2 separate regions of the Homo sapiens genome follow, and region 2 is linked to region 1. The links are chromatin loops, found by intact Hi-C in ENCODE. Cell type or tissue: A673. All regions are shown on one strand.

What was found. A loop is a pair of places that touch in the nucleus more often than their neighbours do. Peaks named below come from ENCODE experiments on the same cell type or tissue, not always from the same donor. Only the 100,000 strongest peaks of a DNase experiment are listed, where the experiment ranks them.
Region 2: it touches region 1 in a loop (5-fold over the local background); 2 of 110 quality-filtered maps call a loop at or near these places.

What each region holds. Positions count from the first base shown.
Region 1 is chr4:115,848,764-115,856,763 of GRCh38, forward strand. No RefSeq gene overlaps it. Among named protein-coding and RNA genes, the nearest start is that of MIR1973, 450 kb to the right of the region's middle. In A673, a CTCF peak has its summit at 3,929 (motif pointing left); a DNase peak (open chromatin) is centred at 3,888.
Region 2 is chr4:115,116,631-115,124,630 of GRCh38, forward strand. No RefSeq gene overlaps it. Among named protein-coding and RNA genes, the nearest start is that of NDST4, 7.0 kb to the left of the region's middle. In A673, a CTCF peak has its summit at 3,507; DNase peaks (open chromatin) are centred at 1,151, 2,351 and 3,531; H3K4me3 peaks cover 2,408 bases; H3K27ac peaks cover 3,942 bases.

The DNA of each region.
Region 1 (8,000 bases):
TGAACTAATCAGTAATAAAACAAAAATTTTTAGATTGATGGAAATATTCTATATGTTGTTTGTGTCACCAATAACATAGGTGTATAACTTTGCAAAACTCCTTAAATTGCATACTTAAACAAGAAAATTTTATTTAATTGGATGAACTGCAGAACAAAGTAGACAAATCTTAGAAATAAACTTGTGACTAAAACAGAGCAGGTAAATAGCCAGAAAACAGAACACAGGAAAATGTAATATAAAAAAACAGGAAAATAAATCAAGGTATAATAGGTAGATTCTGAAATTACAAAAGATATCTAAGAGAGAGAATTAAGAGATATACAGTATTTTTAAGTTACATATTATTATCCTACACTTTTATTGGCTAACCTATAGAATATACGATGTTTGCTTGGCTTATTAATTTACATCAAATTTACTCTTGTCTGAAAAATTGCTGGTGACAAATTCTATCAGATATTTTTCTTTATAGGTATATATCTTTACATTTGAATGATATTTATGATGAGTTTTGAAATCTGGATTGGTTTTCCTTTTGAAAACTTAATTGTGCCATTTTATTGTTTTCTATTTTTTATAATTCCTGTTAACTCATAAGTTGCTCCTTCTCAAGTCTTACCACCATTCCTTACCCCAGTTACTCAATGACTGTTTATAAACTTTTATTTTTGTCTCCAATTTTTAGCAGTTGTGTCTTCAGTTTGTTTCCATTCCGCTTGGTGTTGATAAAACTTCTTAAATATGTGGTTGGAAGATTTTAATTCATCATAAAATTCTCCATCATTATTTTTGAATTATGTTTTTGTCCCAATCTGTCTCCTCTCTTACTATAACTCTAAATAAATGTATCACAGTTGTCTAATGTTCCCTATGCTGGTTCTTATATTTTTATCTTTTTTCTCCTTTTCTCTGTACTTAAGTGTAAATATTTCTGTATTGAATTGTCTTCCAGTTTTATAAATCTCTATTCTGATGTATCTAATTCACTACTACACCCAGTTTTTAAATTCTTAATCTTAGTTATATTACATTGATTTTTTTTTAGAACTCCTACTTAACCTCTTTCATAGGATTTTAGGTCTCTACTAAAATTTTTCATCTTCTGTTATTTGCTGCTATGGTTCCATTCAAGTCCTACCTATGGTACTTTTTTCTTAATGCCTTTAAATAATGGTTTTGTATTAATGCATGTTATGCAAATTTTATAGTTGTTTTCTTTGGAAGACTTAGTCCAATACATGTAACTCCATCATGATTGGACATGAGTACATACATTTTAAGCCAATTTTAAAAATTTATAATTCAAAAGCATGTTTTACCATTGTTAAAAATACATGTATATTCGGTTATTAAGGCTGAGATGGCCTAAAGAGTAAAATAAAACTAGAGACTTTATCACTCACAAGCTTCCAATTAAACCCTAACTAGATATTTTCTACGCTAAGCAAACATGTTTTATTTATCTTGCTTCCATGAAAACCTTATAAAAGTCTGTCTCTTGCCACCTTCTTCCCCAGCAAAGTGCTAAACCACTTGCAGTCTGATGTTGCCCAATTTATGAATCACTGAATACTGAAATAAACTCCCCAAAATGTAAATATGTCTCAGTTTAACAACATTGTCCAAAAAATGAAAAAAAAATGGTTAAATATGTATGTGTGTGTGTGTGTGTATGTGTGCATGTTTGTGTGTGCATGCATGCATGTGAGGTCTCTACACTACAATGGGCAATGTTGTTAAATTCCATTTTTCAACTTTGGGAACAGATAGAAATTTCCTGAAGTTCATGCACTATTAAAGTGCTACTAAAGTCTAGGCTTGGTATTAGAATGCAAGTCTCAATATATTGCAGATATTAATAAAAATCAATGGAAGGTCCCCAAGATGACCAACGAGAAGCTGCTAGTGGCTCTCATAGAGAGGAACGAAAGGAGCGAGTCAATATAGAACCTTCAACAGCGAGTCAATATAGCACCTTCAATGGAAATTAGTCCCAATATAGTAGTCATTGGGACTAATCAAGGAAGCAATTCAACCCATGGAGAATGAAGAAAATCAGGATAACGACCCACTTGGGAGCAGCATGGAACCAGGGGAACCTCCCCCACCCAGAGAAGCAGTGAGTGAATGTGCAACTTCAGGAATCCATGCTTCTCCCATGGATCCTTGCAACCCTAGGATCAGGAGATCCCCTTGTGAACCCATTCCACCAGGGCTTTCAGTCTGACACACACAGCTACCTGCAGTCTCAGCAGAGCAGCTGCTCAGGCACACACACATACACAGAGACTGGGCAGCCTCAGACACTCAGTTTTTTGGGGATTTCCAGCAAAAGTACCTGCAAAATCTGGCAAAGTGGGAAGTTAGACCTCCATACATAACCCTACGAAAAGGGCTAAAACCAGGGGACTGAGCAGCGACAGTCTGCAGGCCCTGATTCCATGGCACCTCACAAGATAAAACCCACTGGTTTGAAATTCAGCCAGCCCCGAGTAGCATCATTGCACCTCCCTGAGATGGAGTTCCCTGGGGGAGGGGGTAAGCCACTGTATTTGCTGTTTGGCTGACTTAGCTGTCTCAGCCTTCAAACGTTGGAGAGTCTAAGCTGACCTGGGGCTAGAGTGGGCCCTATCCTAGCACAGCTGCTGTATGAAAAAGTCACCAGACTGCTTTTTAAAGCATGTTCCCAATCTTATTTCTCCTCCTGGGTGAAACCTCCCAAGTAGAGTCTCCAGCTACCCTCACCGGTGGTCTCTAGCCAACAGAGGTTTCAAACCACCCTGGGATGGAAGTCCCAGAGAAAGGGGCAGGCTGCTATCTTTGCTGTTTGGGGGACTTAGCCATTCTGGCCTTTGGGCATTGGAGTGTCCAAGGTGACCAGGGGCTGAAGTGAACCCTCAGCACAGCACAACTGCTCTATGAGAACACAGCTACAGTGCTTTTTAAAGCAGGTCCCTGATCCTGTTTCTCCTCACTGGGTGGGATCACCTAACCTGACCTAACTGGGTGGGGTCTTCAACCACCTTCGACAGGTGTGTTTAGTCTGGCAACAGGTTCATACCTTGCTGGGATGGAGCTCCCAAAAGGAGGGGCAGGCTGCCATTTTTACTATTTCAAAGTCTTCACTGTTGATATCTCTAGGTACTTGAAAATCTGAAGTGATTAGGGACTGGAGCAGGCCCCCAGCATACCACAGCAGCCCTGTGGAAAATTGGTCAGACTGTTATGTGGGTTCCTGTTCCTACATATTCTCACTGGGCAGGTCCTCCAGGCCTGGGCCTCCAGTCATTCCTTGTCAGAGCTATTGAGCCAGTAGCAGCTCTGCAGCTCCCAGGACAGAGCCCCTAGAGGCAACTAAAAGCTTCTCTGCCACTGCAATTGCAGTGGGACTGCATTTGCTACCCTCGGAGTAACAAAGCAGCAAAGACTCTAAGTGCTTTATCCATACCCCCAACTAGCTGCAGTGGACCCAAGGAGAGAAGGCCAGTCTGTCTCTAATGGGTCCTACCCCTCCCCCTGCCCACCATCCTGATCATCACTACACATGGAACTCCTGGCTTGGGCCCACACAGACCTTCTCTTCTGGACTGCACTGAGAAATTGCTGACTTGCATTTCTCTGAGGTAGAGCCCCCAAGAAACAAGCAAGAGACCATTGCCCACAACCACTACTAAGGTCCCTGCCTCTGCTGCCTCCAAGTTGAGAAGGAAACATAAACACTGAGATTGCCCCAGAGCTGCAATGGGCAGCCAAGGAGTGCCAAGCTGCGATATACAGCCAGAACTCAACGGGGAGGGCGGCTCACACTTTCAGAGCATTGAGCGAGAACCTGGCTGCAACTGTTAGAAAACATAAGAGAGCTCCACAGCCAAGCAAGAGTCTACCAACTGACTAATGTGCCTAAGCGCCACCTAGTGGATCAGACCCCAAAGCTTCTCAACACCAAAAATATCTCATTAATATACCCCCTTCTGAAACCAAAGACAAGAATTCAGCTTCAAATAAAGACCCTGCACAAAACCTTGGCCCTGTGAAAACATTCAGAAAAGAAGTATATTGTCTGTACTCAGTCTAAACTGCAGTTAAAGGAACACTCACATGAAGAGATGAGAAAGAACCAACACAAAACTTTGGTAACTCAAATGGCCATAGTGTCATATGTCCTCCAAATGACCATGCCAGTTCTCCAACAAGAGTTCTGAGCCAAGCTGAGCTGTCTGAAGTGACAGAAATAGAATTCAAACTATGAATTGGAGCAAAGATGATCAAGATTCAAGATAATGGCAAAACGTAATCCAAGGAAACTAAGAATCACAATGCAATAATACAGGAGTTAAAGGATGAAACAGCTGGTATAAAAAAGAACCTAGCATATCTGACAGAGTTGAATAACACAAGAATTTCACAATTCAAAAACAAGTATTAACAGCAAAATAAACCAAGCTGAGGAAAGAATACCAGAACTTGAAGACTGGCTCTCTGAAATATGACAGTCAGACAAAAACAAAGAAAAAAGAATGAAAATAAATGAACGAAATTTATTAAAAGTATGGGACTATGAAAAGAGGCCAAATAAACAAATAACTGGCATCCCTGAAAGGGTCGGGGAGGGTAGAAAGCACACAACTTGGAAAACATATTTTAGGATGTCGTCCATGAAAGATTTCCCAACCTTTCTAGAGATGCCAACAGTCAACTTTGGAAAATGTAGAGAACTTTTGCAAGATTCTACATAAGAAGTTCATCCACAAGACACATATTTGTCAGATGTTCCAAGGTTAAATGAAAGAAAGAATGTTAAAGGTAGCTAGAGAGAAAGGTCAGGTCACCTACAAGGGGAGCCGCATCAGGTTAACAGCAGATCTCTCTGCTGAAACCTCACAAGCTAGAAGCGAGAAGAGATCAGGGTTCTGCATTCAACATTCTTAAAAGAAAAAATCTTCAACAAAAAATTTTATATCCAGTCAAACTAAGCTTCCTAAGCAAAGGAGAAATAAGATCCTTTTCAGATAAGCAAATGTTGAGGGAGTTTGTTACCACCAGACCTGACTTAGAAGAGATTTTGAAAGGTGCACTAAATATGGAGAGGACAGACTGCTAATAGATGGTAAAGAAACACAGTTAAATACACAGACCAATGACACAATAAAGCAACCACACAAAGAAGCCAGCAAAATAACCAGCTAACAACACAATGACAGGATCAAATCCACACATATCAATACTAACCTTGAATGTATATGGGCTAAATGTACCACTTAAAAGGCACACAGTGGCAGCCTGGATAAAATGCAAGACCCAATGGTAAGCTGTCTTCCAGAGACCCATTTCACACATAATGACACCTATAGGCTAAAACTAAAGGGACGGAGAAAAATCCACCAAGCAAATGAAAACAGAAAAAAAGCAGAGGCTGCCATCCTAATTTCAGACAAAACAGATTTCAAATCAACAGAGATTAAAAAAAAAAAAGACAAAGGAAGGGAGATGCATAATGGTAAGGGAATAAATTCAACAGGAAGAACTAACTATCCTAAATATATATGTACTCAGCACGAAAGCACCCAGATTGATTAAAAAAGTTCTTACAGACCCACAAAGAGACATAGACTTCCATACAATAATGGTGGGAGACTTCAACACTCCACTGACAGACAGTATTAGATAGATCATTGAGACTGAAAATTAACAAAGATATTCTGGACCTGAACTCAACATTGAACCAAATGGATCTGATAGACCTCTCCAGAACTCTCAACCCAAAACTAACAAAATATATGTTCTTCTCATCGCAACATGACACATACTTTCAAATCGACCACATAATTGAACATAATACATTTCTCAGCAAATGCAAAAGAACCTAAATCATGCCAAACACACTCAGACCACAGCACAGTAAAAATAGAGGTCAAGACTAAGAAAATCATTCAAAACCATGCAATTACATGGAAATTAAACATCATACTCCTGAATGACTTTTGGTGAATAATAAAATTAAGGCAGAAATGAAGAAGTTATTTGAAACTAATGAGAATAAAGATACAACATGTAGAAGTTATTAGAAGCTAATGAGAACAAGGGATACAACAACAATCTTGTTCACAGCTAAGGGAACGTTAATAAGAAATTTTATGGCACTAAATGCCCACATCAAAAACTTAGAAAAATCTCCAATTAACAACTTAACATCACAACTGAAATAATTAGAGAAGCAAGAACAAATGAACTCCAAAGCTAGCAGAAGACAAGAAATAACCAAAATTAGAGCTGAACTGAAGGAAATCAACACACAAATACAATTCAAAAGATCAACAAATCTCAAGTTCGTTTTTTGAAAAACTTAATAAGATAGACTGCTAGCAGACAAAAAAAGAAGAAAAGAGAGAATATCCAAATAAACATAATTAGAAATACCAAAGAGAATGTTACTACCGACGCCAGAGAAATAAAAAATAATAATCAAAAACAAATAGAAATACCTCTTACACACAAACTAGAAGACCAAAATAGTAGAATAAGTTCCTGGAAACACAGCCTCCCAAGACTGAACCAGGAATAAATCAATAACCTGAACAGACCAATAATGAGCTCTGAAATTAAATCAGTAAAAGTCTACTAAAAAAAAAGAAAAAAAGAAGGAAAAAGCCCAGGACCTGATGGATTCAGAGATGAATTTTACCAGATGTACAAAGAAGAGCTGTTACCATTCTTACTAAAGCTACTCCAAAAAATTGAGAAGGAGAGATCCATTCCCAACTCATCCTATGAGGCCAGCATCATCCTGATACCACACCTGGCAGAGACACAACAGAAAAAAGAAAACTTCATGCCAATATCCTTGATGAACATCAGTGCAAAAATCATCAACAAAATACTTTCAAACTGAACCCTGCATCACATTAAAAAGCTAATCTACTACAATCAAGCAGGCTTCATCCCCAGAATGAAAGGTTGGTTCAACATACTCAGATCAATATATGTGATTCATCACATAAGTATAACTAAAGACAAAAATGACATGATTATTTCAATAGATGCAGAAAAGGCTTTTCATTAAATTCAACACCTTTCATATTAAAAGTGCTCAGTAGGCCAGGTGTGGTGGCTCATGCCTGTAATCCCAGAACTTTTGGAGGCCAAGGTGGGGTGATCACTTGAGGCCAGGAGTTTAAAACCAGCCTGGCCGACATGGCAAAATGCCGTCTCTACTAAAAATACAAAACTTAGCCAGGTGTAGTGGCACATGCCGGTAATTCCAGCTTCTTAGGTGGCTGAGGCATGAGAATTGCTTGAACCTGGGAGATGGATGTTGCAGTTTGCTGAGATCATGCTGCTGCATAGCAGTCTGGGCAACAGAGCAAGACTTCATCTAAAAAAAAACTCTCAATAAACTAGTTATTAAAGAAACACACCTCAAAATAATAAGAGCCATCTATGATAAACCCACAGCCAACAGCATACTGAATGGAGAAAACCAGAAAGCATTCCTCTGAAAACTGGCACAAGACAAGGATGCTGTCTCTCACCACTCCTATTTAAGATGGTATGAAAGTTGTAGTCAGAGCAATCAGGCTAACAAAAGAAGTAAAGGGCATCAAAATAAAAAGAGAGGAAGTCAAACTATCCCTGTTTTCAGACAACATGATTCTATATGTAGAAAACCTCATAGTCTCTTCCTCAAAGCTCCTTCACCTGACAAATAACTTCAGCAATGTTTTATGATACAAAATCAGTGTACAAAAATAACTTGCATTCTTATACACCAATAACAGCCAAGCCAAGAGCCAAATCAGGAAGTCAACCTCATTCACAATTGCCTCAAAAAGAGTAAAATACCTAGGAATAAAGCTAACCAGGAAAGTGAAAGATCTCTTTGATAAAAATTACAAGCACTGCTCAAAGATATCAGAAAAACAAATGGAAAGACATCCCATGCTCATGGACAAGAAGAATCAATATCATTAAAATGGCCATACTGCCCAAAGCAATTTACA
Region 2 (8,000 bases), 730 kb before region 1:
AATGGATTTTTAAAAAATTGAATTGAACTTGTTGAACTAATAAACTTTTAGAGCTCCACATATTTTTATTCAGTTGCTCTCTTGACTCAGCAAAAGTTAAAGTAGTATTTGCCCACTACAAAACCTTTTCATTCAACTGAATTTATCTTTGAATTTACCTTTTAAATTTTCAGTGGCGTTTCCTTGGAAGTTCAAGAAATGTGTATGTGTTATATGCATTATTTGGAAATTTTAAAAGTGAAAAACATTGAAAACATTATATAATATACACTTATAACATATATCTAAGAACATAATATACTTTCAATTTAATTTATAAATACATATATACGCTTTGTTCTTTATAATACACACATATATCTTTGTATATACTTACTCAATAGAAGAAAAAAAGATGTTTATTTTAAAAGGAAGGTCTTTTTTTTGTTTGTATGTCAAGTCTTTATTACAGTGAAAATGAGAGGGTAGTAATATCTACTAATAAAAATCTTAGAAAACTTCAAAAAAACTCGGTAAATTTAACAATTTCAAAAATTTTCATCATTTTCTTTCTCATTTTGTTCTGCTAATTGTTACTAATGGTAAGTTTTAAATGCTTGCCTCTAAAATAAATAAAGGTTTGCACAGAAAATACTAAAACAAGATTCCAAGTACTTCATAATTTCTACTTTTTAAAAAATTATTCACATGCATATACAGGCTATAAACAGAAGATATTTAGATCTTTAAATGTACATTTTTATTCATTTCAAGTTTCATCTTTTTTGTTACTTTTAGAGCAAAAATAATTTTGAATGAGCACAACCAAATAAATTTATAGTTCTCACAATTTTGATTGAATGCGTTTAGTTTAATTTACAGTCTTCACTACTAAAACTTATAAATACAAGATTCTATTACCACACTACCACTTTCTGTCTATATCCTTTTCTTTTAATTTTATTTTTTAACATGAGCAACTATCCTGTTGTACCAACACGAAAGGCTATAACTCTTTTTTAAAAGAAAAAGCATGAATAAAAGAAACTTCTACGTTCAAAGTTTATGCCTTCAGGGAGCAGGGGAAGCCTCTAATTGGGCTGTGAGTGACTAATACAAAAACTTTTTATTAAGAGAAAAAAATCTTCTGCTAGCAATTGTTAGGATAAGAACTTATGTGAGAAAGAAGTTGCATAAAGTCACTTTTGCTTCAATGGTATCATAATACATGATAAAAAAATCGTAAGTGCCAAATAGCATTACGTGGATAACAAACACCCCAGTCACAGACTTAGATGTTATCTTATTACACATCTGGATCTCTTGTTAGCAAGTTATTAGAAAAAGGGAAAAAAATAGGAAGAGCAGGTTGGAAGAAAGAATCTTTTTGCCAGTATCACTCTAGTGCATTGTTGTAGCAAGAGAGAAATCAGCATGTTAATGCTTCAAATAAATCCTTTGAAGATGCAAAACTTGAAAGGCCAAGTGAGGGAACAAACAGACTAAACAGTCCAATTCCAGTTTGGCAGACAACTACTTAAAGGAACATGATTTTTAATAAATAGCAGTTGTTGGCCAAAACACCATTGCATCATAAGAAATTTTGTTGTCACTAAAATGTTAGCACTCAAGTGAGAGACCCAGGGTGAGGTGGGGGAGGACAGTAAAAATTAAATTTATGATTTTTCCATGGTCTGATCTTTGCTATGAGAATTTTCAGTTAGTTTCTCTTTTAGAGGGTACACAAAGGTGAGGAGAGTTCATAAAGCGCATTAATTGGGCCCCAACTCCAGCGGGAGTGTCTCATCAGAGTAGGATCTTTAAATACCTTATAGGGGTTGTATAAGTTTTATCTAGGATAGGTAGTTTCAGTTTGTTTCTTTCTTTGTTTCTCTTTTCTTTGGAATTTTCATTTGCCAAATTTTATTAGGGTTTGATGGTGATTTCCTTTTGACTTACGCCTTACAAGTCATTTTACATTCTCTAATTTGAAGTCCTAAATGTTCAAAGTGAGAAAGCTACTTGCAGACCAGAATCATAGCATCACAGTGATAAGTTTGATAAAATTCTTTTTGTCATATAGGATATTTTCTTTCATCTGTTACCAAATTTTTTGTATTTTAAATATCCCAATATCATTTGTTTTCCGCCTGCTCCAGTCCTTCAGGGAAAGACATCTCATTTATGAACTATTTGGCTAATGCTCTGATCAGCATGGGAAATCTTAATTTTTTACTAAGCCTTAGCAAATCAGTTTCTGTCCTGTTAGCTTCAGTGCCTCACTGTAAATTATCGTCACTCTGGGGTAATTCACTGGATGCTGTCACTCTTTCTCCTATTTGGTTTAAGCCGTGTGTGTGTGTGTGTGTGTGTGTGTTGGGGGACCATGTTGAGATGGTAAGTTGTGAGGAAGTGGTATAAGAACATGAGATGTTCTAAAGCAAGTCAACAATGGCTGAAAGTTTCCTTAAGCTTGAGAAGCAATACTTGTGAATTCTAAGTCATGCTGTATTCCAAGACCTGTAAACCCAGTGTTGCCCTCTGTAACCAGCTAGCAATGGGGTACACAGCATTATATTGCTATTGTTGCCTGATTTGTAGGCACACACATAATGCTAGCAATGAAGTCTTTATTCTTTGAGGACAGAGATAATCTCTTTTGTTTTTGTTTGTTTGTTTGAGGCTTATATCCTTAATACTTGGAGCAGTGCCATGGCATAGTTACTGACATTTAAAAAAATAAATTTATGAATGAATGAACGAATGATGGCAACCCAAAGCTAGAAAATAGGGAACCAGAAATTAACATTTCCCCTACAAATATATTTTCAATGAAACTGTTGCACCAGTTCTGTATGTCACAAATAGAAGCAACAATTCATTTCAAAAGGAAGATGCAAAGATACATTATAAAGCAATTTTCCCCATGGATAAGAAGACCCAGATTAGTTTTCCTTTTTAGAATCCATGTCATTTAATCTTCCTAATATTATTCATGAATAAAAATATTTTAGTAAAAATATTGTCATATATTTTAAAGAATTGAAAATATTTTATACATTACTGTAATTTGGTTTGCATTTATAGAATCAGAAGAATGGCACTGTAAATTCTAAATATTCCTTTATGTAAAATGATTTGTTTGTCTTCCATATTAAGTATAATTTTATTTTAGAACTTTAATTGGTGTTTCCCTTTTCTGAAAAGGAATTATCATAAATGAGATGATATGAAGTAAATGAAAATATAGTACTCCGAAAACAGAGATATTTTACAAAAGAAAACCAAACAAATAATTAAATATAATGTAAAATAAATAAAGTAAAATGAATTCTGATACTCTAAACCTACTATATAATAAAACAATGATGAATTTTTTTGTCAGCTCAGCTGTTTATACCTGTTAGAGGGTGGGAAAGAGCAAAGTAATTAAATTAAGAGGAAAGAAAAATCATGTGATGAACACAGGAGTGTATGAAAGAATATACTTATCACCCTGCTAAAATATTCAATATTTTACAATATTCCCATAGAGGGCAATATTGTATAAAAGATGGTGAATGAAGACTCTGCCAATTCATCTCTGTTGATATGCTTTAAAGAAAACTGCTGTTACCATAAATTTGGAGCTCCACTTCCCCTCAAACTCTAATATATAAACTGATGCACACAAAAACATAACACAGAGTCTCATCAAAGGCAAAGAAAATTAATTTGGTATCACTTACTGGTAGATTACTTGAGTGAATAGCCTCCAGTTTCACCTTTAATTTGATTTAATCACTGCATCTCAGATCTCAGATAGCAGATTGAATTCTCCTATATAACTTACATCTATAATACACACATGTACATATATATACACAATACCATTTAGTTTATTTGAAATATTAATAAGGTAGTGCCTTCTTCAGTGCCTGGAAAGTAAAGGTAAACTACAGGTAACATATAAAGTGCGGCAAATTTTGTAAAATCGAAGTCTTATCAATGATTCAAATATAACTCTAAGGATCTAACCATAGAATAGGGCTGGGCCATGGAGAATGCAAAATTATACTTAGCTATATCTCTCAAATTTATTTCTATTATAAAATCATCTTGCACTCATCTACCTTCCTTATTTAAATATACTCCTTTACCTTCCCCTCTTGTAACTCAAAAATAGATTGCTTCACTGTAAAACCCTTCCTCTCAAAGATGTTAAGTATATTAGAACTTGAAACATTTGCTCTTGAATGACCTTTGTAATAACTGCTAATTTGCATTTAGCATATACTGAAAGAAAAGACATTGTGCATTCTGTAGTATCATTAAAACATACTATTATCTTAAACATTCAATTATCTACAGATTTTAATACACATAGTGATATGGAATACATGGAATTATGAAGCATACTATAACATTCTACCTGTCTGCTATGCCACAGATGCAATTCTACCTTCAGAGAGATGAGTCTCCTCAGTTCCCTCGTTATGAGATGTCCTATACAAGATCATTATGATTATATCCTATAAAAATTATTTTAAGGCTAATGTAAATAAATGAAAATTAATACGACTATAAGCCAGATTTAGTCATAAGAAATATAAATCTAGTCCTTTTATTTAGGACATCCAATTTGTACCTGAATATTAAATCAAACTAGAGTAAACTGTTTAGTTCAAATTAAATTATGTGAATCTTTAAAATAACGTTAATTACTTGTCAAGTACAACTTCTCAAGTCTAAATAATTAATATTCTTTAATCTGCCAAAGTAACTATGGTAATCAAGCAATTCTTGTGTGTGTTTGCAGTTAAACAAGAGGTACATTTAGAACAATCTGGTTTCTTGAAATCCCTATCTCAAATTTCCAGATTACTTTGAAAGGAGTTATTCCTCCAGCATAAAGCACTATTTGGCCTGACCCTTCATGACCACTGTTAGGATGATTAAGGGAAAAAGGCTATTTGTTGAACCTGATACTCTGAGTCACAGTTGATAGTAGAGGTTTGTTCCAATTTACTTGCTTTCATAATACATTCAATACTAACATTATGTAATCTTCAACTCATTTTTAAAATCTTCAGAGTTTTCAAAAGATGTTCTCATAGATTATTTGATTTGAGGGTCACAATGATCCTATTATTAGTTATTGTGGTATTATATCTGCATTGTATAGGTTAGAACACTGAGACACAAGTAGCAAACCTGGGATCAGCAACAGGACTCACTAATCCTTAGCCCTGTGGTCTTTCCACTATACCAAACAGTCGTCTGAATGAACGTCCCTGGAGAATGCCCCTTTTCATTACTCTGTAAGCAGAGTGGCCTTTCAGGTGGCCATTCAAAACCCTGTGCTTTATAATCCACTTGGTAATATATAGATAAAACAAGAGTTATGCTTTTAACCTTTCTATATGGCAAGTTACCAATAATTTGGTAGCATTGAAATTCTGATATCTTCTCCATGAATATGTTTTATACAAATGCTTATCTATACCAAGATCTGTTCTAAAGAATAGTAGAGAAGGAAAGATTTAATTAGGCTTTAGAAATACTAGGCAGCACAGGGAATCATAGTTCATAGTCATTGGCATATGCTAAGGGGAGAATTAAAATGAGGGAAACTTGTGAGATTTTATTTTCTGTTCATTTTTATTTAAATTATACAATTTCTTTTTCTGGTTTGAAGAAAGAGGTGGATCAGAGAATTTCTCAGACCGGTGCTAAGATATCACAATCTAGATCACTGGTTGTGAAATTTTTGTGACCCACAACACAGAGACACTAAACAAGAATTTCAGAAAACAATTCTTACTTCTTAGTTGACTGTGTGCAGTGCATTTGATTTTCTTTTTTGTTCCATTCCATTCCATTCTATAAACATTTTGAAATGCTGACCTAAATCTACTAATGTAAATGCATATAAAGAGTCATGAACTGAATTTTAAAAAATGAATCTAGATTCATTATGTATTTATACAGTACTGAATATAAAAAAAGATCAAGTCATTTCCATGGTATAATAATTGGAACTTTTCCCTAATTTTTCATTTAGCTATTTTAATAATCTAAGCAGAACACCATTATTATTTCACAAAGTGACTGTCAATAGAGAATGCTATTCTTTGGGAATATAGAGGCAAAGAGGCAGACCAGGTTGTCATACAAACATGGAATTAAATGGAGCTTTGAGGTATACAATAATAGCACTGGCCTCTCTTCATGTAGACAACACCAGAATAACTAATACGTTAATTCCTTTTAGGACTTTAATTATTTACAATTATAAATTTATAGATAAACACTTAAAAATTCCAAATTTCCAATTAAACAGGAAAAATGAGTTTTCATAAAACTGTGCAGTGTAGCACTCAGTATTTTTTCATGATTACTGTGAAAAAAATCATAGAAATGTTATCACTACCTTAATGCTATCTTACTGCTGCCTTACAAGTCTGGAAGAATTTTAGGGTGCTACTATTAAGCTCATTTAGTTGTGTACCGTTTGTAGAGTGAGAAGTTCTGACCTAATTCGAAAATTTTAAAAGGTTATTTTCTTTTGTGAAATGTGTAGCTATAATTTGAGGAAAATAATCATTGCTTCAAAATATAGAAGAAAGAAGAAAAAATGTAGCAGAATGCATGATTTGTCTAATTCTTCAGCCTTTTGTCATGTGACTTTGTAGTTCCTCTCAATAAGAAGGTTACCATATTTCCCCACCCCTTTTCTTTTGGTGGTGGTACATGAATCGCTGTGACAGTAGAATGAAGGGGAAGGGACATTATGCTAATTTCAGGTTTGCTTTCTTGTAATTCCATCATCACTGTGAGAAGGACATGCCAGGGCACATGGACCAACACTGCCCAGCTTAGGTATTCTTGCCAAGACTAGCTTAGGGCAGAGCCCATAAATCACCTATATGTGCATGAGCAAGCCTAGTCAATACCAGCAAAAGACAACCAGATCAGCTGAACCAAACAGACCTGCTGATCCATGAGCTGCAAGGAGAATAGAGACAGAAGCAAATTATATTAATGCAATGAACATAAAAATAAATGGAGCTTTGAGTTATATATTAATGTTCACCTCTTTATATCAGTAACAGCAAACAATATTAATTCATTTTGGTAGTACAATTGTTTGGATTTATGGGTTTTCAGATAAAAACTTAGAAATGCATGTCTTAAAAATTTTAAAGACAAAAATGTATATTTAAGACATAAATTTTGGATAGCTTGTTACACAGAATTACTTAATTGACATAAAGTTGTTTTCTCTCCAGCTAAAGTTGTTGTAAAATATCTTATTCTACCTAATATATAGCTATATGAATTGAAGCAAGAAAAAATAATGATCATGTTTCCTTATCAGTAGAAATTGTTATATGATTTAAAAATGTTTCTATCTATAGTAAATTTTTTAAAATACTCTTTAAAATGTGAGTAAATTTCAACCTTTTTTTTTACCCTGTTTAGGTCTGCCTATTTCCTTGGAGCAAACATATTCTTTGATTCTTAAACAATTTGCTATTTTATTGTTAAAGTAAATATGGAGTTCAAAGCAGAAATGGCACTCATAACTCCACAGCAATGTTTGTTTGTTTCTTTTTTACTTTCAGCCAAGATATAAAGTAAAAGTCATACCTTTTTAAAGTAAGTGAATTTTTGGTACTAAATGATCCTAAATTTATGGAGGAAGACATTTTTGACTGACGTTATTTATGAATGAATTATTGGAGTACCATCAATTTTACTGTAAAGCAGCAACTGTAAGCTAAGTAGATTTAACTATAATAAAATATATTAGCTAAAGACACTCAACCTAAGTTTTTAAGTTGATGTTAGTCTGCTTGAAATGAGGACAAATTAATATTTCATTGATTCACACTTACAGAATCATTTCACTTTGCCAAGACAAAAATGTAAAACAAAGAAAAAATACTTTGATTTCTAATTTCAAAAATACAGTTATTGGTTTGCTGTGTCCATTTTCTATTAAAATTAAGACATATTAATACTTCTATGTAGGAAAT